Regions from separate parts of the Homo sapiens genome. Here region 1 is linked to region 2. Evidence: chromatin loops called from intact Hi-C (ENCODE). Cell type or tissue: CD14-positive monocyte. All regions are shown on one strand. Links, peaks and the distances in the headings refer to the core of each region. The heading gives the core; the rest is flanking DNA.

Region 1 (16,625 bases), core at 4,672-12,671, 56 kb after region 2:
CCATAAGATAATTTGGCATTTATGAAGTACCTTCATGGCATACATTTTCATCTATTATAGAGTCTCTCCTTCGGCCCTGGCCTCAACTCATATGTCAAACAGTAACAAGTAGGTTGAAGTTTTTGGACAGAAGAGCCAAATTCTGCAGTCACACTTCACTCAAAACTCCTGGGAGACCAAGCAACAGGAGGCAAAAGCTGGAAAACACATTACACTTCGCATAAAGAATTTCTCCCCACCCCCACCCACCACCATCACACCATTTAAATTGTCCCGCCAACTCACCAACACAGCAGTACCCACTGCACCATGTGTTAGGAGAGGAGGCTCAGAGCCCTAGCGAACCGCTTCTAAAGACTATAAAACCAGCTTTACACTATCACAGTGAACACTGGTTTCTCTTCATAATTCTACTGAGCTTCTCTAAAGACAAAGATTGGATGGGCATGTTTAACAGCGATATTCATAAATGACAAAGACTAAAATCAGATTTCAAAACTGCACAGTGCATCTTCAGTATTACAGCACACAATGTTTTTTGCCTTTTGTCTGAACCTCAATATATTTAGTTTTATTATATACTAATTTTATTTTATTTTATTTTATTTAGGCTGCCAGTAACATTTATTGAGGGCTCCCTCATGCATGACCCTGAACTATGTACCAAGAGAAAGATAAAAGCAGCTAAGTTTCCCCAGGGCACAATCAAAAGAGTATCAAGAACATTATTTATTTGATAAGTCTAGATTAGACCCCTCTTTCTCAATCTCTGAATCCCAGTCCCCCAGAAACCTCTTTGTTCTGATCCTATGGGACTCCACACAGACTCATAAGTGGTCATGACCATTCTTTCCCCTACCTTATTGGTGGCCTCCAGTTCTTTCACCATTTCCCTGCTGCCACTGTCACAGCCCTGTCATCACCAGCTGGGTATCGCCTTGACTGTAGCCAAGGAACATTTATTTGTTCCAGCTGAATGATCTACTTATCTATTGAGTGGGGTGATGAGAAGGAACAATTCTAGACTGACCCACAGGTTTCTGATGTGAGAGATGCCATAAACTGAATTGCATGCCCCACTCCATACCCAATTTCATATGTTGAAGCCTTAACCCCCAATGTGATGGTACTTGGAGATGGGGTGTGCATGTGTCCACACACGTGCACACACACACACACACACAACCCCGTGATGTATTCCATTACTCATCACAAGATAACTCTACCCTGGCCTCCATTACTTAAAGAACTCTAAAGATATAGTTCGCTCCACTTGCTTTTCATTACAACCCTCCTGCCAACAACCCTGGCACAAGTCTACAGGGACTAGCTTAACAATATAACACTGTTAACATCTCTAGCGGTTAGGCCAAAAGGCCTTCTGGAAACCTCCACCCTCACCAGCCCTTAGCCTCCTGTTCTTCCTGCCTCCAGCGAAGGTCTTACATCAAGCTCATGTGCATCCTCTCCTCCCTCAGGTCTGTATTTCCCTTCTGGGTGCTCACTCAGAGGGGACTCCTGGTTACCCTAATGACTCAGGAGTCTTGGGCTTGGAGTGGGCGTCCTGTGAGCGAAGCCACTCAAAGGGGCCCACACACCTATCAGAGTCCATAGCAGAGAAACATTCTAGACCTATGCCCCTGGGGCTCCCTCTACACAAAGATGATTTATGGTCAATTGTTTGGAACTCAGAGCCATTTTCCTCCCTAAACAAACTAAAGAGTGGTGGGTAGGTGCTCAGGAGAACTCACAAAACTCTATTTGACCAACAGACCTCATCTGGAGTTCTACACATATGATAGAACCTACCTAACAATATCCTGCGGTTCTATGGTTGCCATGGGGAAGTGAGTTCTAAGTTCCAGCCAGGATCACAACTCTGCCACTGCCATCAGCAGGAACAACCCAGCTTTCACCTTCCACTGCTTGCCATCCCAAAGGTAGGGAATTGCCTGAAGCCTAGAGAGTGTTTGTTTGTTTGTTTGTTTGTTTGTTTGTTTTTTAACGGACAGGGGCAGCCACTTTGAGGGCTGAGGTAAGAGGATCACTTGAGCCCAAGAAGTAGAGGCTGCAGTGAGCTGTGATCACACCACTGTACTCTAGTCTGGACTACAGAGTGAAACCCTGTCAAAAATGAAATGAGGCTGGGTGCAATGGTTCATTCACACCTGTAATCCCAGCACTTTGGGAGGCCCAGGCAGGTAGAGCATCTGAGGTCAGGAGTTCGACACCACCCTGGCCAAGATGGTGAAATCCCATCTCTACTAAAAATACAAAAATAAGCAGGGTGTGGTGGCATGCACATGTAATCCTAGCTACTGGGGAGGCTGAGACAGGAGAATCACTTGAACCGGGGAGGCAGAGGCTGCAGTGAACCAAGATCGTGCCACCGCACTCCAGCCTGGGAAAGACAGAGAAAGATTCTGTCTCAAAAAAACCACAAAAGAACAAAAATGAAATTAAAAGGGATGAGGGAAACAGAAAGATGTGACTCTGGGAGATGAAGCAGGCTGTACAGGCAGGGGAGTTCAGAAGGGCTGCCTCAGGGTTTTGGGCTCCTCCAGAGACTCAGGCTGCTCCCCTGTGTGTCAACTCAGAAGACAGGCCTTGATGGCATGTTCAGCCCGGATAGGACTCCCATCACAGAGTCTACACTACTGCACTGATGCTGCAGAGAGCAATGGATTTGGGGGTTCTAATGGAAGAGAAGGTGGGAACTAAGAAAAGTCTGTCAGGTTTCTGGGTGAGGTCAAATAAGGAATTTTTAAAAAACGATTAACAACTAAAGCTAGATCAGTATTTGATCAGTATTGTACTTAATGAGGTCAAATCCAATTTAATACACTATTATTATGGAATTCTGAATACAAATATTGAATGTTTGTCAATCCTATTAGATAGGGCCCTTTTGTAGATTTGAGAGACCCCTCGGCCTTTGTCTATGTCTAATCTGTCTCTCTTATTTGCACTTTAATTAATACTTGGCTTGTGTAGAGTCAGATAAACTTACTTATAAGTTAAGAAAGCTAAATGTAAAGAAAACAAGTATTAACCTCTATTATATTTCCCTGGATCTGTTCAGAAAGGTAAAAAATATATATATATATATATATTTTTTTTTTTTTTTCTAGATGGTGGAGTAGGAGGAGGTGTGAAAAAGTTTTCTATATTTTTAATAACCTTTGTTCAGAGACCCAAAAAGTAATTTTTTAAATGGCAGTAATAATATGAAAATGTTTCTTTTCATTGCAAATATGAATGGATTTAAACGACTTTTATCTAAGTCTACTGTCTTATTCTGCTCTCATCTAAGTCTATACTCTCATTTTATTTAAGATATTATGGTGTCAAATTACTTTCACCTGACCACGTACCTGAAGTGGAAAAAAGGGAAATGATGATTTAGAAAGTTTACCAGATTCAGGAAAGGAACTGAAGGGCTATTTTAAATTCCACAATCCTGGTAGCTTTGGTGTTCTGTATTAACAGATTAAATAGTTCCATGAGAATTATTTAGATGCAATCAATTCAATGGTATTTTCTGAAACTATTATGTGCTAAACAATGCATTGTAGTGTGTCACACGAGGATCTACACACAAAAGCACACAGCATGGTACCTTCATTGATGGAACTTATAATTATTTACATATGTGAAAAGCCAGAGAACTCTGTTTAACATGTAACCAACTACTAAACCCAGTGCCTATTGCTTTCTTAAATAAGAGAAGATGAGGGACCCAAGGTAGCTCCAGCAAACAAGTTACAATTTAAATAGACTGACAAATCCTTTGAATGTTGGAAATTAACAAGAGCCCAAGTAAGGTTAAGCTTGGCCTTTTATAAGAAAGTATGGGCCAGGCTGGGTGGCTCACTCCTGTAATTCCAGCACATAGGGAGGCCGAGGTTAGCGGATCACCTGAGGTCGGGAGTTCGAGACCAGCCTGGCCAACACAATGAAACCCCGTCTCCACTAGAAATACAAAAATTAGCCAGGTGTGGTGGCACGTGCCTGTAGTCCCAGCTATTCAGGAGGCTGAGGTAGGAGAATTGTTTGAACCCGGGAGGCAGAGGTTGCAGTGAGCCAAGATTGTGCCACTGTACTCCAGCCTGGGCAACAGAGTGAGACTCCATCTCAAAAAAAAAGAGAGAGAGAGTATGAAGAAACTGGGCTGGGCACAGTGGCTCATGCCTGTAATCCCAGCACTTTGGAAGGCTGGGCAGGCAAATTGCTTGAGCCTAGGAGTTTGAGACCAGCTTAGGCAACATGGCAAAACCTTGTCTCTACGAAAAATAAAAAAATTTAGCTGGGCGTGGTGGTACATGCCTGTGGTCCCAGCTACTGGGGAGGCTGACGTGGGAGAATCACCTGAGCCCGAGGGGAAGGCTGCAGTGAGCCATGATCACACCCACTGCACTCCAGCCTGGACGACAGAGTGAGATCCTGTCTCAAAAAAAAAGAAAAGGAAAGGAAAAAAACTGGCCTGAAGTGGGAAAGTTACTTTGGAACACATGGGAAGAGATAAGAGAGAGGAGAACGTGTTTTGAGAAGATGAGCTTGTCAGTGGTGTGGAGGTGCATAAGAGGAAAATATATCAATTATGAGGTCACTGCAGTCTTCTAAGGGGAATGTGGCCAGAGTTAGCACTAGTGTGGACGTATGAAAATGAAAAGGGAGAAAGACAAAAGGTATTTCAGCAGAAATACAGACACAACGTGTGCATCATTAGAGTAGGAGACAATTCTTGTTCCTTTTAAAATTTTCATCTTGGTTCTTTCCTTTTGTCTGGATCCATTTCCTCTATGTCTTTTATTTTTTTGTCTTGTTTTTTGTTGGTGGTGATTGGGTTTAAATTTTTTTTAATTTTTTTAATTTGTGTTTTAAATTATACAAGCATACATGTTAGTTTTGGAAATTTTGAAAAATATACAGGAAAAGTATAAAGACATTAAAAAACACCTGTACTCCCACCACTCAGATGATTTCAGATAACATTTTTTTCCAATCTTGATGGATGCATTTAGGAGTGATTATTAAACAAGATGGGCTGGGTGGAGTCCATAGATGAAGCAGCTTGATGGCTTCCTTCCCACCATGGCCTTGGAGCATACTTCATCAGTTCCCCATTCTCTGCCCTGAGCCACGGTTCAGGAAGATCCCATAGCTTTCCTGTCATTTTCAGGTATTGGCACTGAGTCACGTGCCGGCATTAAAAGTCCATATCTAAGTCAAATCAATACTTCCGCCTCCCTGAGCTCAGGATCTGCAGTTTAGGGGCTTGGAGTGGAACAGGTCATGGTCTGCTTTGTCATTCTTGTCACCCCATCCTATTCACACTGTGAGAAAATCCATATACCCTTACTCCAAGGGTGGAAGTGAGGCTTGTGCCTACTGGTGCTCGCTCTCTCTTTGCCCTGACTTTGTGGACTACTCTAGCCAACTTCCCACTTTCGGATATTGCCACAGCTGTCTCAGGCACCAGGGTCTATGCCACAAAGCACTCTCTACCCCCATAAATTCACTTCAATTGTCCTTTCTGAGAAATCTCTTATATAGGCTGCTGCTGGTGATAACGGTGAGCACTAGGCTTTTCTTTTTTAAATTTACAGTAAATATTGTGAAGCTCTGTCTAACCCCTTTTTTGAGAATATGAGGATATTTGTTATCAATTACTCTTAGCTTTGGGCTTTGGCCAAAAGTTCAAGACGATAGAAAAAGTCCATTTCACATCCTAATACATATACACACACACATACACACAAAATAATAATACTTAGGCCATGCACAGTGGCTCATGCCCGTAATCTCAACGCTTTGGGAGGTCAAGATGGGAGGACTGCTTGAAGCCAGGAGTTCAAGGCCAGCCTGGCCAACATAGTGAGACCCCATTTCTTTTTCTAGGAAAAAAAAGAAATAATAATAATAATTGAGACCACATCACATCATTTGCATCATACTTATTTTCCACTAGCATTATAGAGTGAGCATTTCCTGTGTCACAAAACTATATTCCAAAAACATGAATTTTTTCTTTTTTTTTTTGTTAATAACTGCATCGTATAATGGCAGTAATACAATTATAGGATTAAGAGACCACAGGAGAAAAGGCAGGTGATGTTTCTGGAAGATAGATATGGAGTACAAAAAGGGAGTGGAAGAGTCATGTGACAATCATTGTAAAAATACAGTACAAGGCCGGGTGCGGTGGCTCACACCTGTAATCCCAACACTTTGGGAGGCCGAGGCTGGTGGATCACCTGACGTCGGGAGTTCAAGACCAGCCTGACCAGCATGGAGAAACCCTATCTCTACTAAAAACACAAAATTAGCCAGGTATGGTGGCTCATGCCTGTAATCCCAGCTATTCGGGAGGCTGAGGCAGGAGAATCACTTGAACCCGGGAGGCGGAGGTTGCAGTGAACTGAGATTGCACCACTACACTCCAGCCTGGGCAACAAGTGTGAAACTCAGTTTCAAAAAAAAAAAATACAGTACAAAAACATGATTTTTTTTAAACATGATGTTTATTGGCTTATAATTTTTCATCATATGACTGTTCATTTCTCATTATCTATTCAGCCATCACCCAATTACACATTTATAATTTTGCTAACATAAATGTCATTGCAATAAATATCCTTGTATGCAAATCTTTGTGCACATCTTTGTTTATATTCTTAGGATAATCCTAGAAATAGAATGTTTCAATCAAAGGTTATGGACATTTTTAAGGCTCTTAATACCACAAGAAAACCCCTCAAGAAAAGTGGAATAACCACTCAGTGTGTGGAAGAACACACACATTGTACCCAAATATTATTACCAGATTTTTTACATTTACAATTCGATTAGTGAAGTATCATACTTTCCTGTCATGGTTTATATTTCTTTGTTATTGAGGCAGACTCTTATTTACTCTGTATTTTTTCTTCGGCAAATGGTCTGTTCATGACCTCTGCTTATTTTTCTCTTGGAATCTTAATGTTTTCTTATTGATTTAGAAACTCTGTCCATGTAATAAGAATAGTTATCCTTTTTATCATATTGTATTTGTTGCAAATGTTTCCCAATTTGTTCAACTTGATTTTGCAGTAATCAGGGCAACTCTGTGGGCCTTAGGTAATAAAATTATCATCAACTTTTACCAAGCTTCTAAATCTTTCTGTTTCTCCTTTAATCTCTTGTGGTCTCCATTTGGCTTCATATGCTTCTGCCAGCAGCTTTCTCCAGATTGACAACCTTCTAGCTTCTATATCCAGGGAGGCCAAAAAGATTTAATGTCAGGTAGAAAAACTCAGAGCAGGCTGACCGGCCCAGCTTTATAACATGCTCACCTCCACACCAATCACTGGTGCCAAGAAAAGCAAGTGCTCTGATTTGCCAGATTAAGACATGTTGTTAAAGTGAGACGAGAGCCCCTAAACAAAGGAAAGAGCTGGATAAACTGGTCAGACAAAGCAAAACAAAACAGAAACAAACACAAATACTAACATAGGTCTTCATTAGTATTTCCTTCTACTAGTGTGATACTTCTTTCTTTAACCCAAAATTAATACATTTTTCTTCTGGATTTTTTTATTATTATTATTATTGAGACAGAGTCTCACTCCATCACCCAGGCTGGAGTGCAATGGCACGATCTCAGCTCAGTGCAACCTCCGCCTCCTGGGTTCAAGCAATTCTCCTGCCTCAGCTTCCCAAGTAGCTGGGATTACAGGCGTCTGCCACCACGCCCCAGCTAATTTTTTTTTTTAATTTTATTTTTAGTAGAGACAGGGTTTCACCATGTTGGCCAGCCTAGTCTCGAACTCCTGACTTCAGGTGATCCACCCGCCTCAGCCTCCCAAAGTGCTGGGATTACAGACATGAGCCACCGCACAGGGCCTGGATTCTATTTTTTACATCTAGCTTATCTTCTCCAAATCCCTTTGTGTCCTGTCCTCTAAGGTTCACTTTGTTTTCGCTTTGTTTGTTTGTTTGTTTGTTTGTTTGTTTGTTTTTTAAGAGGCAGGGTCTCTGTCACCCAAGGCTGGAGTGCAGTGGCACCATCATAGTTCATTTTAGGATCAAACTCCTGGGCTCAAGCAATCCTTCAGCCTCAGCCTCTTGAGTACCTAGGATTACAGGTGTGCACCACCATGCCCAGCTGGCTTCATCATTTCTGCTGGCTTGGTCATAGCCAGTACAGCCAGTTCCAGCCCCGGTTCTTCCTGGGTGGTCTAATGTTCCCTTCACCTCCAACACACACACACTCCCTTTCTTCAGTTCATTCTGCACACCATCACAAAATTAACAGTCCCCAAACCTCACATCTATCCCTTCAATGATGTCATTTTCCTCTTCACAAGCCCTTAGTGTGGCCTCCCTGCCCCACCCACTTACCACAGAGAGGAAGTGACCACTAATGTCATGACCACTCACTTGGCTAGATCACAATGAACTGTTATTTCACACAGCTTTCACAACTCTGCTCGCAGATATAATCTCCCTTGTACGGAAGGGAAACTGAAGTTCAAAGAAGTTAAATCATTAAGTAATGCATTGTTCATATGTAGCGAGGCTGGGACTTAACCGCTACTCTGCCTGAATCTTTACACAAGAAACCAACCCATCCACAGTAGATGGGCCTCCAAGCAGAGTCTAAACCCCTTAGCCTTTTCAAATTTCCAGGTTTTGCTTCCTCTTGTTGCCATATATCAATCCCTCATTGTAATCAGATGTGTCTACTCACCTCCCAATCCCACCCCTGAGGCTCCCAAGTCTGTGGGCTTCTCTTTTGCCTCTGTGTCTTTACTTGTGGTAATTCTCACCAAGAAACTGCCTTTCCCCCTCTTTTTTACCCATTTAGAGTCCACCTCCCCTAAATGTCTGCTTAATTTCACTACTTCCGTCAAGACTTTACTATCTTTTTTTTTTAATTATATCTTCTCAAAATGCCTACAATATGTTTCTCTGGCATCCACTGAATTATTAGATCCTTGCCTTCCATGCCCTCGTGCATTCTAACTTTCAACCATTCTGCCACCTAGATTATGAGTCTTTTGTGGTCTAGTGCATGACTTATATTTCCTTGTATTCCCCATATGTTTGGTACAATAACTTGTAAGAAGTTAGTCAATATTTGTTGATCCGTGTCTTTCTCCTCCAAGGGGCTGTATTACCAACAGGGTCTCACTCTGTCACCCAGGCTGGAGTGCAATGATGTGAACACAGTTCACCGCAGCCTCAACCTCTTGGGCTTCAGCAATCCTCCTGCCTCAGCCCCCCAAGTAGCTGGGACTACAGGCACACACCACCATGCCCAGCTAATTTTTTTTTATTTTTGGAAGAGGTGGGGTTTCACCATATTGCCTAGGCTGGTCTCAAACTCCTGGGCTCAGGCGATCTGCCCACCTTGGCCTCCCATCGTGCTGGGATTACAGGTGTGAGCCACCATACCATGCCAAGTCATAATAATTCTTGAAAAGCTTTTCCCCTTTGGCAAAATATTAATTTGATCTTAAGACTCAAATATTTGGACATTCCTATTACATTGGTAATTTTCAAGAGTCAAGATCATAACAGTTGTAAAATGCTGAGAGTATAGATAAATTATTGGGAAATTTACACTAGCAAATATTTAGTTTACCTCCTAATAAACCGCTAATAAACACGCATAGAGAATTTACTACCAAATACCACTATATGGAATGTTTTATTGATGTACCTTAATAGTAGTTCATAGCATCTAAAGAGACGCGAAATCAATTTTAGAGGACCTTAAACTTATTAAACATTACTATTTACTTTCTACCAGATTTTACAATGTTACTTTATATAATAAATAGAAGTTACAGGAAAACAAAATATGTTTGGGGAATATGGAAAATGATCTAAAGATTGTTTTATATTGGAGGTTAGAGTACCTGTTTTAACTAGCAAGGCTTTGAAAATTGCATGAAACTTAGGAGATGATAAATGTTTACAATTTGCATCCACATTGTTACTAACACAATAGCCTGTTAAATCCCTTGGCAGGAATATGAGCAGACTGCAGGCCATCCACATTATTCATCTAGGGGGAAAAAACATTATTCACAAATTTTAATTGCTCCTGTGACACCAACAGTCTGAAAATGAAACATAAAAATGTAGCCTTTGGGAAGTTTTACTGTGCAACGACTTTATGCAACCCTGACCAGAGGGATCGATGTCTCTATCACAATTACACAAAGACCTGAATAAAATAAGTTAATAGTTTCAACTCGGGTCCTAGTGAACCGTTGACATATTTTAAAATTCATTCTATCCACTGTAAACTCAACAAGTCCTACACCTGACCCAAAATAAATAAGTCACCACCTCCCCTAAGAACCAGTGCCCTGAGGGAGAGGTTTTAGCAGAGAGATTTACATTTAGGCTCTCCAGGTAAAGGGAACCAGCCGTTGCCTGCCTAGAGAATTAGGTTGACCTTCCACCTCTAAAGCTAAGACTTAGAGGGTTGCAAAGAAAAAGAGGAGGATTGGCAGGAGAGATGGTGAGAAACACCAAATCAGAGAAGTGACCTTTAGATTCAAGCTACAACAGAAGCCACCGACTGTCATGAAACCCTTGAAACCCTAGAAACATTTACCCCAGACTCACTCTACCTGCAGCCCTCCCCATTAAGAGCAACAGCATCTTCTGCTTGCACAGGCCAAAAACCTTGGAGTTTGCTGGCACTGTCTTCAAAAGTGTGTCCCAAATCCCACTGTTTCTTGTCACTCTGCTCCTCTTTGTGTCATCTACACTCAATTCTCAACATGTTTATATATAAGTATCACTTTTTTTTCCTTTTTGGTACCAATTCCTTGCTTAAAACTCAGCAATGCCTTCTCATTTCCCACAGAGTAAGGCTGAAATCCTTTAATTTTTTACTTTTTTTCTAACAGAGACAGGGTCTCACTCTGTGAGTGCAGTAGCTGGAGTGCAGTAGCACCACCTCAGCTCACTGCAGTGCTGGGCTCAAGCAATTCCTCCACCTCAGCCTCTCCCATACCTCCAACTATAGGTGTGCACCACCAGGCACAACTAATGAAGTCCTTTAAATGGCCTAAAAGTTCTGCATGCTCCACTCCTAATTTAGCCTTCACTCTAGATGTGTGGCTCTTCCTGGAACACTTTTTCCCCAAATACCCCCTTGGCTAACTCCTTAACCTGCAAATCTTTGCTCAGACATGACCCTCTCAATCAGGCCTACCCTGACCCACCATCGTGGGTCAGGATCCTGCCCAAGACCCCTGTAGTTGATATCCTCCTTACCATATTGCACTCTTGTTTATATATATACAGATGTGTGTGTGTGTGTATATATATATATATATGTGTGTGTGTATATATATATATATATGTGTGTATATATATATGTATATATATTTATTTTAAGATGGAGTCTCGCTCTGTTGCCCAGTCAGGTTGGAGTGCAGTGGCACAATCTCAGCTCACTGCAACCTCTCCTTCCCAGGTTTAAGTGATTCTCCTGCCTCAGCCTCCTGAGTAACTGGACCACAGGCACATGCCACCACACCCAGCTAATTTTTGTATTTTTAGTAGAGACAGGGTTTCGCTATGTTGGCCAGGCTGGTCTCAAACTCCTGACCTCAAGTGATTGCCTGCCTCAGCCTATATGACTGGTATTACAGGTATGAGCCACTGCTCCGGGCCTTTGTTTTTCATATAGCATTATCACCTTCTAACATGCTGTACAATTTATTTTGTTATATATTGTTGTTTAACTTTTGTGCCCCACCCCCCTTATAGAATGTGTAGGTTCTGCAGAAGAAGGGATCTTTTTTGTTGTTGTTCACGAATGTGTTCCAGATACTTAGAACAGTGCCTGGGACATAGTAGAGGCTATGTAATTATCTGTTAGATAAATAAATGAATTCATGTTTTATCTGTGAAGAAAATGAGGCACTAACAGGATAAGTGATTTTTAAGCTAAAAAGCAGCCAACTCCCCTTTACTGCATGTCCCCCACGGTCTCTGGAAGATGTATTCCATAGGTTAGGTTATAATGGCAAATTGACATTTTTGTCAGTGTTAGAATACAGTGGTAGAGAAGTTCAGTTCTACATCAATGAATCTTAGAAGTTAAGAAAACGATCATTTCACATTAACTCCTTTTTTTTCCTATCTTTCTTTCTTTCTTTTTCCCTTTTTTTTTTTTTTTTTTTGAGACAAGAGTCTTGCTCTGTGGCCCAGGCTGGAGTGCAGTGGCGTGATCTCGGCTCACTGCAAACTCCACCTCCTGGGTTCAAGCAATTCTCCTGTCTCAGCCTCCTGAGTAGCTGGGACCGCAGGCGTGCGCCACCATGTCCGGCTAATTTTTGTATTTTTAGTAGAGACAGGGTTTCAATATATTGGTCAGGCTGGTCTCAAACTCCTGACCTCAGGTGATCCACCCACCTCGGCCTCCCAAAGTGCTGGGATTACAGGCATGAGCCACTGGCACCCAGCCTTCCAGCCTTTTTTTCATTTTTCTTTTTTTCCTGACCATTAGATCATCAGGAATCATGTTATCTGAAACTATCGCAGAGTGGTGAGAGTACAGGCACTTTTTAATGTCTTCTTTATCTTTAGTAGAACTCTAGATTTCTTTTTTGGAAGCTTTTCAGTTATGAGTTTAATTTCCTTATCATTATAGGAATATTTAGGTTGTTTAATCTTGGTTGAATTTTGGTACTATATAGTTTTCAAAACGTTGGTCCATTTCTTCCAAGTTGTTGAATTTATGAACATAAAGTTGTTTGTGGTAGTCTCCTTTTATGCTTTTAATGGCTTCAGGATCTATAGTGGGATCCCATTTCATTGCCAATGTTGATAATTTGTGTCTTCTTTCTTATTTTTCTCAGTTTTGCTAAATGTTTAGCAATTTTATTGATGTTTTTAAGGATCCATATGTTACATGGAGTTTCTCTACTATTTCCATATTTTCAATTTTATTGATTTCTGCTCTTAACTTTATTAGTTTCTTTTTTTCTGCTTGTTTGGGTTTATTTTGTTCTTTTTCTAGTTTCTTCAGGTGGGGATTTAGGTTATTGATTTGAACCCTTTCCTTTTTTTCTAATATATTTTAGTGCCATAAATTTCTCAGGTGTGCTTTAGCTGTGTCCCACAAGTTTTCTGGGTTTTTTCTCTTTCTTTTTTTTTTTTTTTTTTTTTGAGATGGGGTCTCGCTGTCACCTAGTCTAGAGTGGCGCAATCTCGGCTCACTGAAGCCTCCGCCTCCCGGGTTCAAGCAATTCTCCCATCTCAGCCTCCTGAGTAGCTGAGTAGCTGAGTAGTAGTAGTAGGTGTACGCCACCACACCCAGCTAATTGTTGCATTTTTAGTAAAGATGGGGTTTTACCATGTTGGCCAGGCTGGTCTCAAACTCATGACCTCAGGTGATCCACCTGCCTTGGCCTCCCAAAGTGTTGTGATTACAGGCATGAGCTACTGTGCTTGGCCATCCCACACGTTTTCATATATTATATTTTAATTTTCATTCAGATCAATGTATTTTTTTATTTTCCCTGAAAGATTTCATTGACTCATGGATTATGTGTTGTGTAATCTTCATGTATTGAGGTTTTCTTGTTTTCTTCATGTTATTGATTTCTAGTTCAATTTTTTTATAGTCATAGTGCATACTTCATATAGCTTCAATTATTTTGAATTTGTTGACGTCTGCTTTATAATCCAGGATATGGCCTATGTATACAACTGTTGCATGGGCACTTGGAAAAAAGTTATATTCTGCTGTTGTTAAGTGGAGTCATCTATAAACATCAATTACATCCTCTTGGCTAATGGTGTTATGTAGTTCTACTTTTTTGCTTTCTGTTTACTAATACTTCTATTAATTACTGACAGGGAGTGTTGAGGTCCCCAACTATAATTGTGGATTTGTAGTTCTCCTTTCAGCTTTATTGTTTTCACATTGTTTGGTTTTGTTTGTTTTCCATGTTTTTGTTTTTGTTTTCAATTTTTTAGACACACCCAGGCTGGAGTACAGTGGCACGTTCTTGGCTCACTGAAACCTCTGCCTCCAGGGTTCAAGTGATTTCCCCTGCCTCAGCCTCCTGAGTAGCTGGGACTACAGGCATGCACCACCAGCCTGGCTAATTTTTGTATTTTTAGTAGAGACGTGGTTTCTCCATGTTGGCCAGGCTGCTTTTGAACTCCCAAACTCAGGTGCTCCACCCACCTTGGCCTACCAAAGTGCTGGGATTACAGGCGTGAGCCACCGCACCTGGCCTTTTTTCCATATATTTTGAAGCCTTATTGTTGGAGCATGCACATTTAGAGCTGCTGTGTTATCTGGGTAGATTGATCCTCATGTAAATAAATATGTATTATCAGGCTCTGTGCTATAAAGTGAAATAGTCTTGGGCAGTTTGTGATTAGAGCATATAAGTAGCTTAAACTATGTATTTTAAATGTGTTGGCCAGGTATGGTGGCTCGTGTCTCTAATCCCAGCACTTTGGGAGGCCAAGGTGGGAGCATCACTTGAGCCCACGAGTTTGAGACTAGTCTGGGCAACATAGTGAGACCCCCATCTCTACAAAAAAAAAAAAATTAATTATAAATGTGTAAACCAGGGTTTTGTTGTGTTTTTTGTTTTTGTTTTTGTTTTCAGTAGATTTCATTTTCTAAAGCGGTTTTAGTTCACAGCAAAATTAAGCAGAAAGTACAGAGAGTTCCTATGTACCCCCTCTCCACACAGACACACAGCCACCCCATTATCAACATCCAGTACCACAGTGGAACATTTGTTAGAATTCTTGAACCTACAAACCTACATTGACTCATCATTACCACCCAAAGTCCATAGTCTACATTAGGATTCAGTCTTGGTTCTGTACACTTTATGGGTTTTGACAAATGTATAAAGATGTGTATCTACCATTATAGTATTAAAAATGGTAGTTTCACTGCCCTAAAAATTCTCTAAGCTCCACCTATCTATTCCTCCCTTCCTCCAACCCCTGGCAACCACTAAGCTTTTTACTATCTTCTTACAAACCAGGGGTTTTTAACTTGGTGTTTTATGTTAGTTAAGACAGGCTAACTGGGATGGCTGGGCCTTGGTGTGGACCTGCACCTCCCTTAGCAAAAATTTATAAAATTAAAAAAAAAAAAGATAGGCTAACTGCTATAACCAATGTATACAAAAATATATTTCAAACTCCTTAAAAATCTTTTTTTTTTCCACTCATATAAAGTATGAAACAGGTACATCTGATTGGAGGGCACCTCTGCTCCATGTGGTGACTCAAGCTCCTTTTATCTTGCGGCTCTGTCATCTTTAACATGTGGCTTCCAAGTTCATCATACTCATTTACATCCACAGATAGAGGAGGAACAAGGATGATAATATGAGGGACTCTTGAAGGAAATTCTGTACACTTGGCTAAAACTCAGTCTTCCCAACCACAGTGGAGGCCAGGAAATGTAGTCTAGCTGTGTGCTCAGGAAGAGGAGGAAACAGATTTAGTGAACATCTAGCCAGTCTGTTTCATAGGCCTACAGAACCCCAAGAGATCCATGGGTAGACTTTAAGGGGTCGTTTAAGCATACAGAAATATACGAGAAATGTTGCCTTCATATGTATTTTCCTGGGGAGAGGAAGGGAAGGACTAGCCCTGATTCTATTGACTAGGAATGTAGGTTGGAAGAAGTCAAATGTAAGCTGAGGATTAAAAATGTGTGGAGATGGGGAAGGTGGGATAGAAGGTCAGGGCAATCTGAGCAGAAAAACAACACTAGCAAAGGCACAAAGATGGGATAGTACAATGCATATTTCAAAAACGGCCAAAGGTTCAGATTAGCTGTTGAACTGAGTTTATTTGAAATAATATCCATTTAGTTGGTCAGTCAGCAAGGACATACTGGCCCCTCCTAGGTACCAAGTGCTATGGTAAAGCTGGCTTTATAAAGAAGAGAAGAAGAGAGACAATTCCAGAACAAAGAATGCAAAGTGTTGCTAGGGACATAGAGGACACCATAAGAGCCAATTGCAGGACATCTACCTTACCTAATAGGTTAGGGAAGACACCCTAGAGGAAGTGATGTTTAAGCTGAGCTCTGAAGGACAACTTGTATTGACGTTAGCTTAGCTAAGAGTGAAAGGAGAGGCCAGGTGCCATGGCTCACACCTGTAATCCCAGCACTCTGGGAGGCCGAGGCGGGTGGATCACGTGAGGTCAGGAGTTCAAGACCAGCCTGGCCAACATGGTGAAACCCCTTCTCTACTAAAAAATACAAAAATTAGCATGGTGTGGTGGTGGGTGCCTGTAATCCCAGCTACTCAGGAGGCTGAGGCAGGAGAATTGCTTGAACCTGGGAGGTGGAGGTTGCAGTGAGCTGAGATTGCACCACTGCACTACAGCCTGGGCCACAGAGCAAGACTCCGTCTCCAAAAAAAAAAAAAAAAAAAAAAGACTGAAGGCAGAAGAGCCCTATTCCAGGCCTGGAGGCATAAGAAGAATATGTAGAATATATGAACACTTGCCAGAAGGCCTTTATGGTAAGAACAACAATGTAAAAGGAAGCCTAGCATGAACAAGGATAAGAGGTAGACATAGCCCAGATGCAGAAGACCTTGTATGTTAGGAAATGT
Region 2 (16,625 bases), core at 3,537-11,536:
TCGGCAACAAAGTTCCAGGTTCCCATAAGCCCATTTAATAATGTGCCAGAACAGTGGGCAGAACTCAGGAAAGCAATTTGCTTACATTTACCAAGATACAACTCAGGAACAGCCAAATGGAGGAGATGCATAGAGCAGGATAGGAAGGGGGCGGCAGGGGTGATGCACAGAGCTTCCATGCCCTCTTCAGGTGCGCCACCCTCCCGGCACCTTGATGAGTCCACCACCCAGAAGCTCTCTGGATTGTTCAGTAGTGTTTATAGAGCTCAATCTCCAGCACTCACCTCTTCCCTTCCCAAAGTCGGTAGGTGAGGCTGAAAGTTCCAACCCTCTAATCACTTGCTCTTTCTGGTGACCAGCCCCATCCTGAGGCTACCTAGGGGTCCCACTGTAAGTCACCTCCTTAGCATAAACTCAGGTGTGATGGAAAGGGGTTTGTTATGAATAACAAAAGACACTCCCCTCACTCAGAAAATGCCAAGGGTTTTAGTGGCTCCGTGCCAGGAACTGGGGACAAAAACCAAATATACTTTTGTATTAATCCACAGTGGTCAAATAAAATATTCAGGGTGGGTTCTGTGGGGGTGCAAAGAAGAACGAGATAATTTTATTGAGGGTGATGAGTTGGAAAAAGCCTCAGACAGGAGGCTGTGACTATGTTTTAAAAGGCAATAGGTGTTCACTGGGCAGACAATGGAAGGAATGGCAAATGGACCAAGAAGAAGGAAATGGCCCAGTGCCGCACACTCGAACTCCTGACCTCGTGATCCGCCCGCCTTGGCCTCCCAAAGTGCTAGGATTACAGGCATGAGCCACCACGCCCAGCTAGCCAGAGGAACTTTTAAAAACTATATCAAATGAGCTGAGTGTGGTGGCTCATGCCTGTAATCCCAGCACTTTGGGAGGTGAAGCAGGCAGAGCATTTGAGGTCAAGAGTTGGAGACCACCCTGGGCAACACGGTGAAACCCCGTCTCTACTAAAAATACAAAAATTAGCCAGGAGTAGTGGCAGGCGCCTGTAATTTCAGTTACGCAGGAGGCTGAGGGAGAAGAATCACTTGAACCCATCAGGCAGAGGTTGCAGTGAGCAGAGATCACGCCACTGTACTCCAGCCTGGGCAACAGAGGAAGACTCTGCTTCAAGAAAAAAAAAAAAAAAAAAAAAAAAAACTGTCAAATGGCCGGGCACAGTGGCTCACATGGTGGAAGGATGATCACTGAAGGCCAGGAGTTCAAGACCAGCCTGGACAACATACTGAGTCTCCCAACTCTACAAAAAAAAAGATTTTTTTAAAAATTTTTTTACTTAAAAAAAAAAAGCTATAACAAATTTTATCACTCTTCTGCTTTCAACCCTCCAAGGATTTTCCATCCCACATTAAATAAACTCCAAACTCTTTACCCTGGTCAGCAAGCCCCTATGATCTTCCCCCTGCCTATTTCTCTGTCATAAAGTAACTATGTTTTTTCCCTTTGTTGGCTCTGTGAAAGATGCAGATACCAGGATGAAATTGCGTTTGTCAGACCCAGGCAAAATAGGGCCAGGAAGAGAAGGTATGAAGGAGAGGACTCCCGTTTACACATCTGAGATAAGAACTCTTTCCAAGGACTTTCTAAAAACCCCATAAGAAACCCTTTCACATCCTTTATGCATCTCCTGATTTGATAAAGTTTATCACTAGACACTCTGAAGGACTGCAGTAATTCAGATAAGATGTTCTCTGAAGAACACTTGCCCAGTAACAGGATCTCTACCAATAAACTGACAACTCTGGCTTTGAACCTCAGGAACCAATGAACTCTGTTTCTAAGCAGCTTATGTAAATCTCTTTTTGCTAATAAAAGCTCCTCTTATCCTTCCCTCAATGCACTGGTGGTTTGCCATTCCATGCATTCTGAATTATAATCCTTATTTCTTATTCCTGATTAAACTCAACATATTTAGGGATAATTTTCTCATGTCTTTTTTTAGGTTGACAGCTCCATTCTAGCTTAATTGGGCCTCATGACTGTTCCTCAAACGCGCCATGCATTTTCCCATCTCACTGTCTTTGTGCTTACAGTACCCCCAGTTAGCAGTGGAGGACCTTGTCAATGGCACAAGAAGTTTGGAGGCAGGATAATGAAGTGGTTGACAGCACAGACTCTGATTTCAGATTTCCTTGGTGCAAGGCCTCGCTCTTCCTCTTATTAGCTGTGAGAAATTATTTAACTTCTCTTTGTCTTGCTTTCCTCGTCTGTAGGATAGAGACGCTAAACAAAAATAGCATTTACATCACAAGGTTATTGAAAAAATCAGATAAGTTAATTCATGCAAAGCATTTAATATAATGTCTGGAACATAACATAGATGTTAGATTACTTCTTTTTCTACAGGTGAAGGTGGAACACATTGAAAAATTTTGTTTCATTGCTGTTGTTGTTTTGGTTTAGTTTTGGCTTTTTAATTCTTTTTAATTTTTTGAAATAGAGTCTCACTCCATTGCCCAGGCTGGAGTGCAGTGGTGCAATCTTGGCTCACTGCAACCTTCGCCTCCCTGGTTCAGGCGATTTTCATGCCTCAGCCTCCCAAGTAGCTGGAACTACAGGCATGCACCACCAGGCCTGGCTAATTTTTGTATTTTTAGTAGAGATGGGGTTTCGCCATGTTGGCCAGGCTGGTCTTGAACTCCTGACCTCAAGTGATCCACCTGCATGGGCCTCCCAAAGTGCTGTGATTACAGGCATGAGCCACTGCGCCTGACCTCTCAATTTTTAATTTTTGTGGGCACATAGTAGGCACATATATTTATGGGGTACATGAGAGTTTTGATATAGGCATGCAATGTGAAATAAGCACGTCATAGAGAATGGGTATCCATTCTCCCAAGCATTCATCCTTTAAGTTACAAACAATCCAAATACACTCTTCTAGTTATTTTTAAATGTACAGTTAAGTTATTATTAACTGTAGTCACATCGTTGTGCTATCAAATAGTATGTCTTATTCATTCTTTCTATTTTTTTTTTTTTACCCATTAATCATCCCCATCTTTCCCCAGCCCCCCACAACCCTTCCCAGCCTCTGGTAACCATCCTTCTACTCTCTATGTCCATGAGTTCAATAGTTTTGATTTTTATATCCTACAAATAACTGACAACATGTGATGTTTGTCTTTCTGTGCCTAGCTTATTTCACTCAATGATCTCCAGTTCCATCTATGTTGTTGCAAATGACTGGATCTCATTCTTTTCTGTGGCTGAATCACACTCCATTGTGTATATGTACCACATTTTCCTTATCAATTAATCTGTTGATGAACACTTAGGCTACTTCCAACTCTTAGCTATAATAAACAGTGCTGCAACAAACATAGGAGTGCAGATACCTCTTCCATATACTGATTTCCTTTCTTTTGGGTATATACCCAACAGTGGGATTGCTGGGTCATATGATAGCCCAATTTTTAGTTTTTTGAGAAACCTCCAAACTGTTCTCCATAGTGGTTGTACTAATTTACATTCCCACCAACAGTATATGAAGTTTCCCTTTTCTCCACATCCTCACCAGCACTTGTTATTGCCTGTTTTTTGGATATAAGCCATTTTAACTTGAGTGAGATGATATCTCATTGTAGTTTTGATTTACATTTATCTGATGGTCAGTGATGTTGAGCACTTTTTCACGTGCCTGTTTGCCATTTGTATGTCTTCTTTTGAGAAATATCTATCCCAATCTTTTGCCCATTTTTTATTGAATTATTAGATTCTTTCCTGTAGAGTTGTTTGAGCTCCTTATATATTCTGATTATTAATCTCTTGTCAGATGAGTAGTTTGAAAATATTTTCTCCCATTCTATGGGTTGTCTCTTCATTTTGTTCATTGTTTCCTTTGCTGTGCAGAAGCTTTTTAACTTGATGTGATCCCATTTGTTCATTTTTGCTTTGGTTGCCCATGCTTGTGGGGTATTACTCAAGAAATTTCTGCCCAGACAAACATCCTGGAGATTTTTCCCCAATGTTTTCTTGAGTAGTTTCATAGTATGAGGTCTTAAAGTCTTTAATCCATTTTGATTTTATTTTTGTACATGGCTAGGGATAGGGGTCGAGTTTCATTCTTCTATGGATATCCTGTCATCCCAGCCATGGTTTATTGAAGAGACTGTCCTTTCCCCCAATATAAGTTCTTGGCACCTTTGTAGAAAGTGAGTTCACACATTGAAGCATTCTGAACAAGAGTAAAATAAGGTCAATTTTCCACTTTATTATGTCTGTGATTTAGAGTGGAGGGAATGGAGGATAGATTTGAATAATAAGGAGTTTTTGTATTCCTTTATTCAGCAAACTGATTCCAGGCAATGTGCTAGACGCTGGGAGAGTTACTGTTATGGTTTTGGATTCAGGTTCAAGTACCAAGCATGAACAGTTTCCCTGCACCTGTTAAAACTGCATTCAAAATCGGCCCCTCCAAGTAGATAGGCCAAATTCTAGGCCTGGGTTCTTCTTAATTAAAAAGTGGAAAAGGATATTCAATTGGAAGTTGAGACCTAGATTCTGATCTTCATCTGAAAACGGGTGATATGGTTTGGCTATGTCCCCACCCAAATCTCATCTTGAATTGTAGCTCCCATAATCCCCACATGTCATGGGTGGGACCCAGTGGGAGGTAACTGAATCATGGGGGTGGGTCTTTCCCATGCTGTTCTCATCACAGTGAATAAGTCTTGTGAGATCTGATGGTTTTCTAAAGGGCAGTTCTCCTAGACACAGTCTCTTGCCTGCCACCATGTAAGACATGCCTTTTCTCCTCCTTCACCTTCTGCCATGATTGTGAGGCCTTCCCAGTCACATGGAACTGTGATTTCATTAAACCTCTTTTTCTTTATAAATTACCCAGTCTCAGGTATTTGTATTTCTACATCACAGTATGAAAATGAACTAATACGGCCGGGCGCAGTGACTCAAGCCTGTAATCCTAGCACTTTGGGAGGCCAAGGCAGGCAGATCACGTGGTCAGTAGTTCAAGACCAGCCTGGCCAATATGGTGAAACCCCGTCTCTACTAAAAATACAAAAATTAGCCGGGCATAGTGGAGCACGCCTGTAGTCCCAGCTACTCAGGAGGCTGAGGCAGGAGAATCACTTGAACCCGGGAGGCAGAGGTTGTGATGAGCCGAGATTGTGCCACTGCTCTGCAGCCTGGGAAACAGAGGGAGATTCTGTCTCACAAAAAAAGTAAGAGAAAATGAACTAATACAAGAGGGATGGTCATACCTTCCCTAATGACCTCACAGAATTGCTGTGTATATAAAATAAGATACTTGACATGGAGGCCCAAGGAAAGACTTCATTCTTATCCTGGATAAGTTGCTGTTATTTTGGGGTTTTTTAAATAAAAGGAGTATATCCTCATGGACAAAAACTCAAATAGTGTAATAAGGTAAAAAATCAGAAATTAAAGTCTTCTTTTTCCTGCTCAACCCATCCTTAACCCATGTTTTCTCTACCCAAAAAGTAGTCATACTTTAACAGGTTTTTTGTTTTTTGTTTTTTGCTTTTTGTTTGTTTGTTTGTTTTTGAGATGGAGTTTCGCTCTTGTTGCCCAGGCTGGAGTGCAATGGCACGACCTCAGCTCACCACAAGCTCCACCTCTCAGGTTCAAGCGATTCTCCTGCCTCAGCCTCCCGAGTAGCTGGGATTACAGGCATGCACCACTATGCCTGGCTAATTTTGTATTTTTAGTAGAGATGGGGTTTCTGCATGTTGGTCAGGCTGGTCTCAAACTCCCGACCTCAGGTAATCCGCCCACCTCAGCCTCCCAAAGGGCTGGGATTATAGGCATGAGCCACCATGCCTGGACCCACTTCAACAGTTTTTTCTGCAGCCTCTCTGGAAGAAAAAAAAAATCTTGCACATATCTGTACTTTACATGTGTGTGCCTTTAAATTTTTACATACCTGGGATTGCGGAGGTTTTAAAACATAAACCCTAAATTATTTGACACTCTTTGTATCAAGAGGCAAAGTCTAAATTCCCTCCCCTTGAGTCTGGGCTCACTGACTGCTTAACTCAAGTTCAAATAGAATATAGTACAAGCGATGCTGTGCCAAGTGTTTGGACCAAGACCTCAAAAACTGGTAGCTTCCATTTCCTGTGCCTTAAGATGTTTGTTCTCAGAACTCAGCCACATGCTGTAAGCAAGCGGGACAACCACATAAGGATGCCCCATTCAAGGCAACAGCCAACATCAACTACAAGATATGTGAACAAGAAAGCCTTCACATGATTCCATCTCTAAACATTAGGTCGCCCCCAACCTCTAAGCCATCCTGCTAACTCCAGGTGGAATAAGACAAGCTGCTCCTGCCAAGCTCTCCCAATTTGCAGGTTTGCAAGCATAATTAATAACTGTAGTTTGAAGTCACTAAGTTTGGGATGATTTTTATGCAGCAATAGACAACTGGAGCAGTGATCATATTTTACCCACTGCTCTGAATATTACATTTTTGTTTTTAATAAAATACCTTGGAGATCTTTCAGTAATAACACATACATATCTAAATAGCTTATTTTAATAACCTAGCCTTCCATTGCATGGATGTTCCATATTAAATCAATCAATATTCTATTAATGAGCAGTTAGATTATTTTCAGGGTTTTAGCATTACAAACAACACTGAAATGAGCATTTTAACGTATTTTGGAATATATCTGTAGGATAAATTTCTAATAGTTAAATGCTGGGTCAAAAGGAATAAGCATTTAAAATTTTGATAGCTATGAGCAAATTCCATATCCCTCTCCCCAAAAATAATAAAGGTTGCATCAGTTTATGCTCCTACTTATTTTTCTATGTCTTTAGCACTGGATTTATCAGATTTTTGAATTTTTGCAAATCTAATATTTTTTAGAAAGTTACCTAATTATTGTTTTGTTTGCATTCCTTTAATTATGGTTGAGAATATTCTGGTTCAAATTCTCTGAAGAAGCACAAACCAAATTCAGTTTTAGTTCATTTGGAGGTTCTTTCGGTTTGTTTGTTTGTTTGTTTGTTTGTTTGTTTTTAGAGACAGGGTCTCACTATGTTGGCCAGGTGGGGTTTTGTTTGTTTGTTTGTTTGTTTTGTTTTTGAGATGGAGTCCTGCTCTGTTGCTCAGGCTGCAGTGCAGTGGTGAGATCTCGGCTCACTGCAACCTCTGCCTCCCGGATTCAAGCGATTCTCCTGCCTCAGCCTCCTGAGTAGCTGGGATTACAGGCAGATGACACCATGCCCGGCTAATTTTTGTATTTTTAGTAGAGACGGAGTTTCACTAAGTTGGTCAGGCTGGTCTCGATCTCCTGACCTCGTGATCTGCCCGCCTCGGCCTCCCAAAGTGCTGGGATTACAGGTGTGAGCCACTGCGCCCAGCCTGCCAGGTGGGTTTTGAACTCCTGGCCTCAACTGATCCTCTCCCTGCTTGGCCTTTCAAAGTGCTGGGATTACAGGCATGAGTCACTGCTCCTGGCCTTAATTTTGGAAAAACAGCCATATACTACTTGAGGCTTGGAGGAGATAGGATTGCCCCAAAGGAACCCTAAAGGCTTCTCCTCTTCTTCCTTCCTCAGAGAACCCCAATTTGTTCAGGTATTGGGGAACCTTGTGTTTCAGGGGAAGCTGGGCTTATACCTACCCAGAAACTGACCTTTGATTACCCTAAGCCAGATGTTCTCAAACTTTTTGATCTCCACATCCCTTTAAACGCTTAAAAATCATTGAACATCTCCAAAGCACTTTTATGTGGATTATACCTATTGATATTTACTGTACAAGAAATTAAAACTGAGAAATTTTAAAGCATTTAATTCATTAAAAATAACAGTAATAAACAAATTACATGCTAAAATATTTTATGAAAAATAACTATAATTTTCTGAAGAAAAAATGTAGCAAGAAAACAGACATTGTTTTACATTTTTGCAAATTAATATCTGGCTTAATAGAAGACACCTGGATTCTCTGCTTCTGCATTCAATCTGTTGCAATATTGTTTTTGTTGAAATAAAGAGAATCTAGCTTAATTCAAATGTAGAGTGTTTTAATAGTTTTTAAATAATTGTGGATATTCTTCCCTAATACTACACTAAAATTTAATAAGTAATATATTCTTTTTTTGCCTTAAACAACATTTATTTTCTCAGAGTTCTGGAGGCTGGAGGTCCGAGATCAAGGTGCTGCAGAGCTGGTTTCTGGAGGGGCTCTCTTTCCAGTCTGCAGATGACTTCTCACTGTGACCTCACCGGGCTTTTCCTCCCTACACACTGGACAGCAAGAGCCCAAGAAGTGATTTATTCTTAGCAGTTAGTAGTGATGTTGAATCAGAAACCAAATCACTAAGCTTTTCATATGTGTTACATTAAAATCTACTGCTCTGTCCTGAACTTTGAAATTTTTATCCATGCATGTCTGTGTAACATCACGCTTTGGTCATTCAAGACATCAGCTTACTGAATGACTCAGATCTAATGTTGATGTGTTTCATTACACAATATCAAAAAAACCACAATTTACTTACATCACTACTATTCTAAACATAGGTCTTTCAGGTTTGGGAAGTTGTCAAGAATACAGCGGCAGCTATAAGTTTTTTGAAATTTTTTTTTTTTTTTTTTTTGAGACAGACTCTCGCCATGTCACTTAGGCTGGAGTGCAGTGGCATGATCACAGCTCACTGCAGTCTTAACCACCCCCCAAGCTCAGGTGATTCTCCCACCTCAGCCTCCCTAGTAGCTGGGACCACAGGCACACACTACCATGACCAGCTAATTTTTTTTATTATTTCTGTAGAGACAGGGTCTCCATATGTTGCCCAGGCTGATCTCAAACTTCTGGGCTCAAGTGATCTTCTCACCTCTCAAAGGGCTGGGATTATAGGCATGAGCCACCACACCTGGTCTTGAAATTCTAATTGTTGCTTAGAAGTCTAATTCTTGGCCAGGCACGGTGGCTCATGCCTGTAATCCCAGCAGTTTGGGAAGCCAAGGTGGGCAGATCACTTGAGCCCAGGAGTTTGAGACCAACCTGGGCAACATGGAGAAACCATGTCTCTACTAAAAATACAAAAACTAGCTGGGCGTGATGGTGCACGCCTGTAGTCCCAGCTGCTCAAGAAGCTGACGTGGGAGGATCACCTGAGCCCAGGATGTGGAGGCTGCAGTGAGCTGAGATCACACCAGGTCACTGCACTCCAGCTTGGGCCACAGAGTGAGATCCTGTCTCAAGAAAAACCCTCTAATTTTCATTGACAATATATATTTTTAGTTGTTTGCCTCTTAATTAATTGTATTGTGTATATTTAAGGTATACCACACAATGTTATAAGATACATATGTAGTAAAATGGTGACTACAGTGAAAGAAGTTAACATAGCCATCACCTTCCATAGTTAACCTTTTTCTTTTCCCTGTGGCCAGAACAACAATAATCTACTCCTTTAGCCAAAAATCTGGATACAATACACTATTATTAATTATAGTCCTCATGTTGTACATTAGATCTTTAAACTTGTTCTTTCTACATAGGTGCTATTTTGTATCCTTTACTTACATCTTCCTATTTCCTGTCCTCCATCCTGCCCCTGATAACCACTGTTTTATTCTCTATATCTGCATATTTGACAGTTTTTTTAGATTCCACATCCATGTGAGATTATGCAATATTTTTCTTTCTGTGGCTGTCTTATTTCACTTACTATAATGTTCTCTAGGTTCATTCATGTTGTTGCAAATGGTAGGATCTCCTTATTTATTTATTTATTTAATCTTTTTTTTTTTTTTTTTTTTTTTTTTGAGACGGAGTCTCACTCTGTCACCCAGGCTGGAGTGTAGTGGTGCAATCTCAGCTCACTGCCACTTCCACCCCCTGGGTTCAAGCAATTTCCTGCCTCAACCTCCTAAGTAGCTGGAATTACAGGTGCCCACCACTATGTCCAGATAATTTTTGTATTTTGTTTCACCATGTTGGCCAGGCTGGTCTCAAACTCCTGACCTCATAACTCTCCAGCCTCAGCCTCCCAAAGTGCTGCGATTACAGACGTGAGCCACCGCGCTCAGCCTAATCTTTTTTTTAATAGAGATGGGGGTCTCAGTATGTTGCCCAGCTTGTCTTTAACTCCTGGGTTCAAGTGATTCTCCCACCTCATCCTCCCAAATTGCTAGGATTGCAGATGTGAGCCACCATGCCCGGCCTCCTCCACTTTAAAACTGAATAATATATGCCTCAGTTTCTTTGTCTATGACAGACACTTATGTTGTTACCACATCTTGGCTGTTGAGAATAACGCTGCAATGAACATGAGCATGCAGAAATCTTTACAAGGTGGTCATTTCATTTTCTTTGGGTATATACTTAGAAAACGGGGTTCTGAGACAAATGTTAATTCTATTTTTAATTTCTTTAGGTACCCCATAGTGTTTTCCATAATGGATGCACCAATCTACATTCCCACCAAGAGTGTACGAAGGTTCTCTTTTCACTCCAGCCTTGCCAACACCTGTTCTCTCTTACCTTTTTGATAACAGCCATTTTAACAGGTGTGAGGTGATAGCTCATAGTGGTTTTCACTTCCATTTCCCTGACAGTGATGTTGAGAATCTTTTCATACGTGTACCTGTTAGCTATTTGTATATCTTCTTTGGAGAAACAGCTATTCAGATCCTTTGGCCATTTTTTAATCTGGTCATGTGTTTTCTTGTACTTGAGTTATACAAGTTCTTTATAAAGTTTGGATATATTAACCCCTTATCAGATATATGATGTGAAAGTAATTTTTCCCAATCTGTAAGATGCCTTTTCATTTTGTTGATTAGTTAGTTATTTTCCTTGAAGTGACAGGCTGACTTTGTTCATTTTTAAGAAAATATCTGCCAAATGCCCAAGTCTGAATAGCCATAGTTTGTCTGACATTTGTTCTTTCCAGTAAAAATGGTGTTCCAGGAAAAAACAAACAAACAAAAAACAATGGCTAGTCTAGCTGGTGACTCAAACAAATGCAAAAGTGCTCTTTCTTGAGACAATCACCACACAGGTTGTTCTGTCTTGGTTTGCAGCAGAAGTGCTGTAATGTTTAATATTTAAAATATGTGTGTGTTCAAAGGTTGTAATTTATTAAAATTAGAGTTTTTGCCACTTCATCAAGGAATTCATAGGTGGAATTGGCTTTTTTAAAACTGATATAGCTTGAGGCCACTACCTTGACTCATGATAAGGTACCAGCTTTATCCACCATTGATTTTGAACCACCAGCAATAGTCAATACAGTGGAAAAGTCATATTATAATGGAAAAGACAAAATAATATATTGTGAAAAATTTTGTACATTGCAGATCCCCTAAAATTGTCTTGGGATCCCCAGAGGTATGCAGACCACTGATCTAAGCCAATCACAGTAGATCACTTTGCCTTGCTACTGATTTGTGCAATTCCAGCCAATGAGATGTGAAAAGAAATCTGGGGATTCTGGGAAAGTTCTCCATACTCTTTCCATGCGGTTCTTCTTTCTTCCTTCCACGTGGTTTTGATGGGACTGCCAATCAAAAAATGGTCTCAAGAATGGGTTGGGGGTAGGTTCTATTCCAGCCTTTGGTTGATGGTGTGTGCAGATGAAATGCTTAAAGCCATCTTGAAATCATGAGAGGGCAAACCTGAGGTCAAATTTCAACACTTCAAGAATAGCAGAGCAAAAAGAGAATAATGGAAGAGACTGAAACTTTTATAACATTACTGAAATTCTAATCAATCCTAGAGCCTCATTACCTCCAGTCTTACTATGTAAGATAACAAATTTTTTTGTTTGATAAATATTAATTGTGCTCTTCTGTTACTTGTAGCTAATACCAAGAGGAAAGCATCAGAAGGGCACATGATGGGCTAGGCCCCTCATTCATGATGGGATCTTGGAAAGTCATTTCATTGCTCTTCCACTGTTCAAGGTGGAAGTTGGATTAAATAATATCAAGGGACCCTTCCTATGGCTTTTAACAGGTTTGCCATTACTTCAGCTAGAGATTTGGTAACTTAGAGACTTGCAACGTACTTATCTAAGCTAGCCTTTTTTGGCTAAGTCAATAAGGGAGTTATTCCTGTTAGATTTAGGTAGTTTTTCTTCCTGCCACTGATGTTCCTTGAAACTGCTCTGAGGATTGACCTGCTTTAGAAGGCTTGAGATAACAGGTGTGGCTACCTCATGTCAGAGTGTAGGTTATGTTATTAAAAGGCCTGTTCCAGAACTGATAAAAGCTGCCTCTCCACAAGAAATCTCAGAACTTCTGTGAGTTATAGCCCTTTATCTTCCTATAGGGAAAGTTCTCAGACCTAAAGTGTTGAAGGCTATAGCAAGCAGAGTGCTTGAAACATATGCTTGGGGAGGCGTGTGCATGGGTTAGGCAACAGTAAAATAGTTAAAGGATTGTAGACCTTAGAGAAAATGGTCCTTTATTACTAGAACAAACTACTCAGGTCAACTTCACTCTAAATCACTTTTGTTTTTCAGTAGGAAATAAGTTTGCTTAGCCGTGATTGCCTTTGGTTAGTGTTATTATAAACCATATTCTTTCATTTTTATCTCTCAAGCAGGTGGTCCCTGGAAAATTTCTAAATTGAATATGAATTCCAGAAGATGATGTCTCGTGGAACATTGGCCAAGGCCATTGAAGTTCTATAGGAGGGCACTTGGTTGAGAACAGCATTTAAGAAGCAAGATCGATCAAACAATTGGAGCATTATAAATGCTTGGTGGTTGACAAGCTTAGTGCATTTTGCTAAGAAATTCTCCTAGCAAATCAGGAATGATTGACTCTTGAACTTCTGGACATAGCAGTTCATTCTTGCAGTCTAGCACATGAGAGGTGATTAAGAGATTTCTTAATCAGAGAATCCTTGGAATTTTTATAATCTTCCCTTACCAGAGGGAAGCTTTGTCTGAATAGATGTTCAGTATCTCTTTGAGCTGTCTTCTCCCCATTCCCCCACACCTCCCACCCAGACTTTACCAGAAGGGCAGAAGGACAGCTAATTAGCTTTGTTGTGGCTGGAATCAGAAGGAATGAAGACGATTCTTATTTTCATGGTAGCTCCCAGCTTCTTTGGAAATACATAAAGAATTCTATTTTTAAAGTTCCTGCAGTTGGGCTATTCTAATAATATAAGATCTTAAAAGCTGATTCCTACCTTAATTGTCTACTTGTCTATCTCCTCCACCATATTGAGTTACTGAATGAGAGAAACTACCTTTTATTTCTATGACTGGAAGTATTTGGTCATAACAGAGAATCAATAGATTTTTTTGAATAAATAACTGTGTCTGAATGAATTAATGAATTAAAAAGCTAATCAGTTTCTTTTTCTAGAGACAGCTCTCATTTTCTTGTGCCTAGCATTTTCTCTTTATTTCAGTAGCAGCAGCCCTCTTTCTTCCTTCCATGTGGTTCCGATGGGGCTGCCAATCAAAATACCCTACTCTCCAACACTACCACAGGGGTGCACATCATCCCCTCTGGGTAATCATGCTATTCCCTGTCACTAACCACAGAAATTGGTCCAAGGAACAGGTAGATGACTCAAGTAGGACCAATTAATTCCCCAGTGTATGGATCGTGGGAGAAAGATTCTGTTCCTTGCTACTGAGGCTCCTAGATTACTTATCCTTGGGAATGCCGGTGTTCATGTTTTCCTCCATATAAAAGCAGCCTATCCAGAGTAGAAGAAAACGTGGAAAGCACAGAAAGAATCAAACAGGTGGAGGGGAGAAGATGAGAATAAGAAAGGGGGAGAGAATGAGAAGGAAAGAGAACCAATCATATTTCTTGTAACCCTGACCCCCTCCCACCCCATCCATCCCATGTCTTGCATCCGGTTTTTCCCTTTATAGTAGTCAGTGTTGGAGTCTCGACTAATATGCTCCCAAGAATTACACCCTCTCTTTACAGCATCAGAAGCTTTTCTCTAAAAAGATAGATTACACCGCATAGCTGTTATGGGTTGGCTCTATTCTGATTCACAGAAGAAAACAATGAGTACATGGCATAGCCCTTAGCTTTCATTCATTAGACTTTTGTAGAAATCACACTTCTTGGCCAGGAATGGTGGCTCATGCCTAGAATCCCAGCACTTTGGGAGGCCGAGGCGGGCAGATCACCTGAGGTCAGGAGTTTGAGACCAGCCTGGCCAACATGGCCAAACCCCGTCTCTACTAAAAATACAAAAATTAGCCGGGCGTGGTGGCGGGCGCCTGTAATCCCAGGTACTTGGGAGGGTGAGGCAGGAGAATCACTTGAACCCAAGACGTGGAGGTTGCAGTGAGCCGAGATTGTGCCATGGCACTCCAGCCTGGGTGACAAGAGTGAAACTCCGTCTCCAAAACAAAACACACTTCTTTCCACCTTAGAGACAGGCCAAAATCACCTTTCATGCGACTCTGAGCCATGGTAGAATCACACTGCCTGCCAGTCCCCAGTTCTATCTCTAAACACTTCAGTCTGTGTCTACACAGCAATGTTTCAGTGCTTGTTTGGATTTTTTAACGTCTATAATTTTCTAATGACTTGATTAAGACCAAGTTCTAATCCTTGTGTAGAAACAGAATATAATCCGAACAAAGGTGAGAACTGTTAGCTGTGCTTAAAATGGTGACTAAGAGAAAAACTTTATGTCCCATTAGGGGTAAAAAAAGAATAAAATTAAAGAGCATCCATCCTACATGCCACAAAGCCAGAGCTGGCTGCCACGGTGGCAGTAAAGACACAGGTGAGTAAACACAGGCACAGCCCCTGCCTCAGTTTATCTGTAGTCCAGTGCTAGAGACAAATATTAATGAAACAATCACACTGTGGCAGATGCTGCAAAGGAAAGGACCATGGTGCCAGGTGTGCTGATTATGAGGGTACTGACTACCTCAGGGAGGTCTGGGGGTGCTTCTTGGAAGAGGTGCTGAACTGAGATCGGAGAATGGGTAGGAATTAACTATTAGATGAAGAAGGGGTGCGTGGTGAAGCAGATGCTACCAGTCCCCTGCTCAGTTCCCCTATCACCACATTCCTGGGCAGTAGGATAGCTTCCTACTGCAAACACATGTTTTCCCCAAGGGCTTTCTCTGGCCATGGGAGTGGCCTCAGCCCATGCACAGGACAGGCCAGAAGTACCAGGAAAATGGCAATCCCAGGAGTAGTCATCAACCTATAGTCAATAGGAATTAGAGTACAAATAACTCACCTTCTCACCCCTCAGGATGGACAACTCAGAGGCATGTTCTGTGCCATTTCCCAGAAGGCCTTAGTGAGTCTCAGCCTCAACTGCCCTCTCTAGGACTCTGCTCATTACTGTACCTGTGCTGGCTTCCCCTTTTTCCTGACTCACTGTCCCCACTCCCTCAGCAGTGCTTTCTGGATCACCTTTCCAATAAATTACACAAACTCAAGTCCCAGTCTCAAAGTCTGCTTCTGGGAAAACCCAGTCTAAGACAGGGAGGTAGGAGTAAGGATAGTGAGAGCATTCAGGCTGGAGGAAAGGTCTGTGCAAAGGCACTGTGGTAGAAAGGAGCATGAAAAGTTCCAGGGACTGAAAGATGCTACTGTCATTGGAGTAGAAAAAATGAGGAACAGGTGGGATGAGATGTATTTGGAGAACTTGAGTGGGTAGGAGGACAGGAGGATGAGGGTGGGGAGGGAGGTAGATCATAGACCATGTAAAGCAGTTTTGCCTTTATCCTCAGCAGAGTGAAAAGCCATTGAAGAGTTTCATCCAAGGGCCTGATGTGATCTAATTTGTGTTTTGAGACAGTGACTTATATTGTATTTCAATGTGAAGAGTAGAGTGGAGGGGACCAGGGTAGATGGGTTTGGAGTGGTTAAGTGTACATGACAGTGGTCCAGGACAAGGTGACAGTGACTTGGACTGCAGTTATTGAAAGAGGTTGAGTTAAGGGGTAGATCCGCAGAATATTTCAGAGGCAAAATTGATAGGATTTGGAGATGGATTAGGTATGAGAGATGAGAGAGAGGAAGGTTATCAGAGATAACACCTAGGTTCCGTCTTTCCTGTTTGGATACCAGCTATATTTCTAGCATAGACACGCAAGAAATAAATGATTAAAGATTGTGTCTTAAATGCTAGGTATACATTAGAGATGTTATGCTTTTGTTTCTCTGGGACTAAAACCTACCTGAGCAGTTATGCTGCTGTTTTACTTTTGCATGTGAAACTTCTGTACAAGATGGAGACTGTTGGAATATGAAAGAATAAGAAACAAAATCTGACAGTGGCTCAAAACTTAAACTAAAAACTAAACATCACCTTATTTTAATACTGAACAGTAGTCCACCCTTCCCCAGTCCCCAGCTTACATAATTGGCAGGGAAGTGTTCTCACATGGACTCAAAACAAGATGAAAGCCGTCTGGCAGCAAAGGCCTAGGCCGATTAAATGTCTTTCTCCTTCAAACCAGCCTGATGCCACCCAGAATTTAAACCTTGTTAAAATGTATATGCCTCTTAAATTTGTCCCGGGTCATGATGAGACAGGGAAAGAAGAGGACAAAGAATGCAAGCTTGGGAAGAACAAACTATAGGACAAGGAAGAAATTAAATAAGCTCTTTACAGTTTTATCTTAGGCCCAA

The links. A loop is a pair of places that touch in the nucleus more often than their neighbours do. Peaks named below come from ENCODE experiments on the same cell type or tissue, not always from the same donor. Only the 100,000 strongest peaks of a DNase experiment are listed, where the experiment ranks them.
Region 1: a loop joins it to region 2, with 10 times the contacts of the local background. A loop is called at or near these places in 2 of 110 quality-filtered maps.

What each region holds. Positions count from the first base shown.
Region 1 is chr18:51,203,577-51,220,201 of GRCh38, reverse strand. No RefSeq gene overlaps it. Among named protein-coding and RNA genes, the nearest start is that of MEX3C, 14 kb to the right of the region's middle. RefSeq lists a silencer at 8,304-8,403. In CD14-positive monocyte, for the core only: no CTCF peak of the experiment used is centred there; a DNase peak (open chromatin) is centred at 8,421; H3K4me3 peaks cover 1,094 bases; H3K27ac peaks cover 1,186 bases.
Region 2 is chr18:51,258,792-51,275,416 of GRCh38, reverse strand. No RefSeq gene overlaps it. Among named protein-coding and RNA genes, the nearest start is that of MEX3C, 69 kb to the right of the region's middle. In CD14-positive monocyte, for the core only: no CTCF peak of the experiment used is centred there; a DNase peak (open chromatin) is centred at 8,496.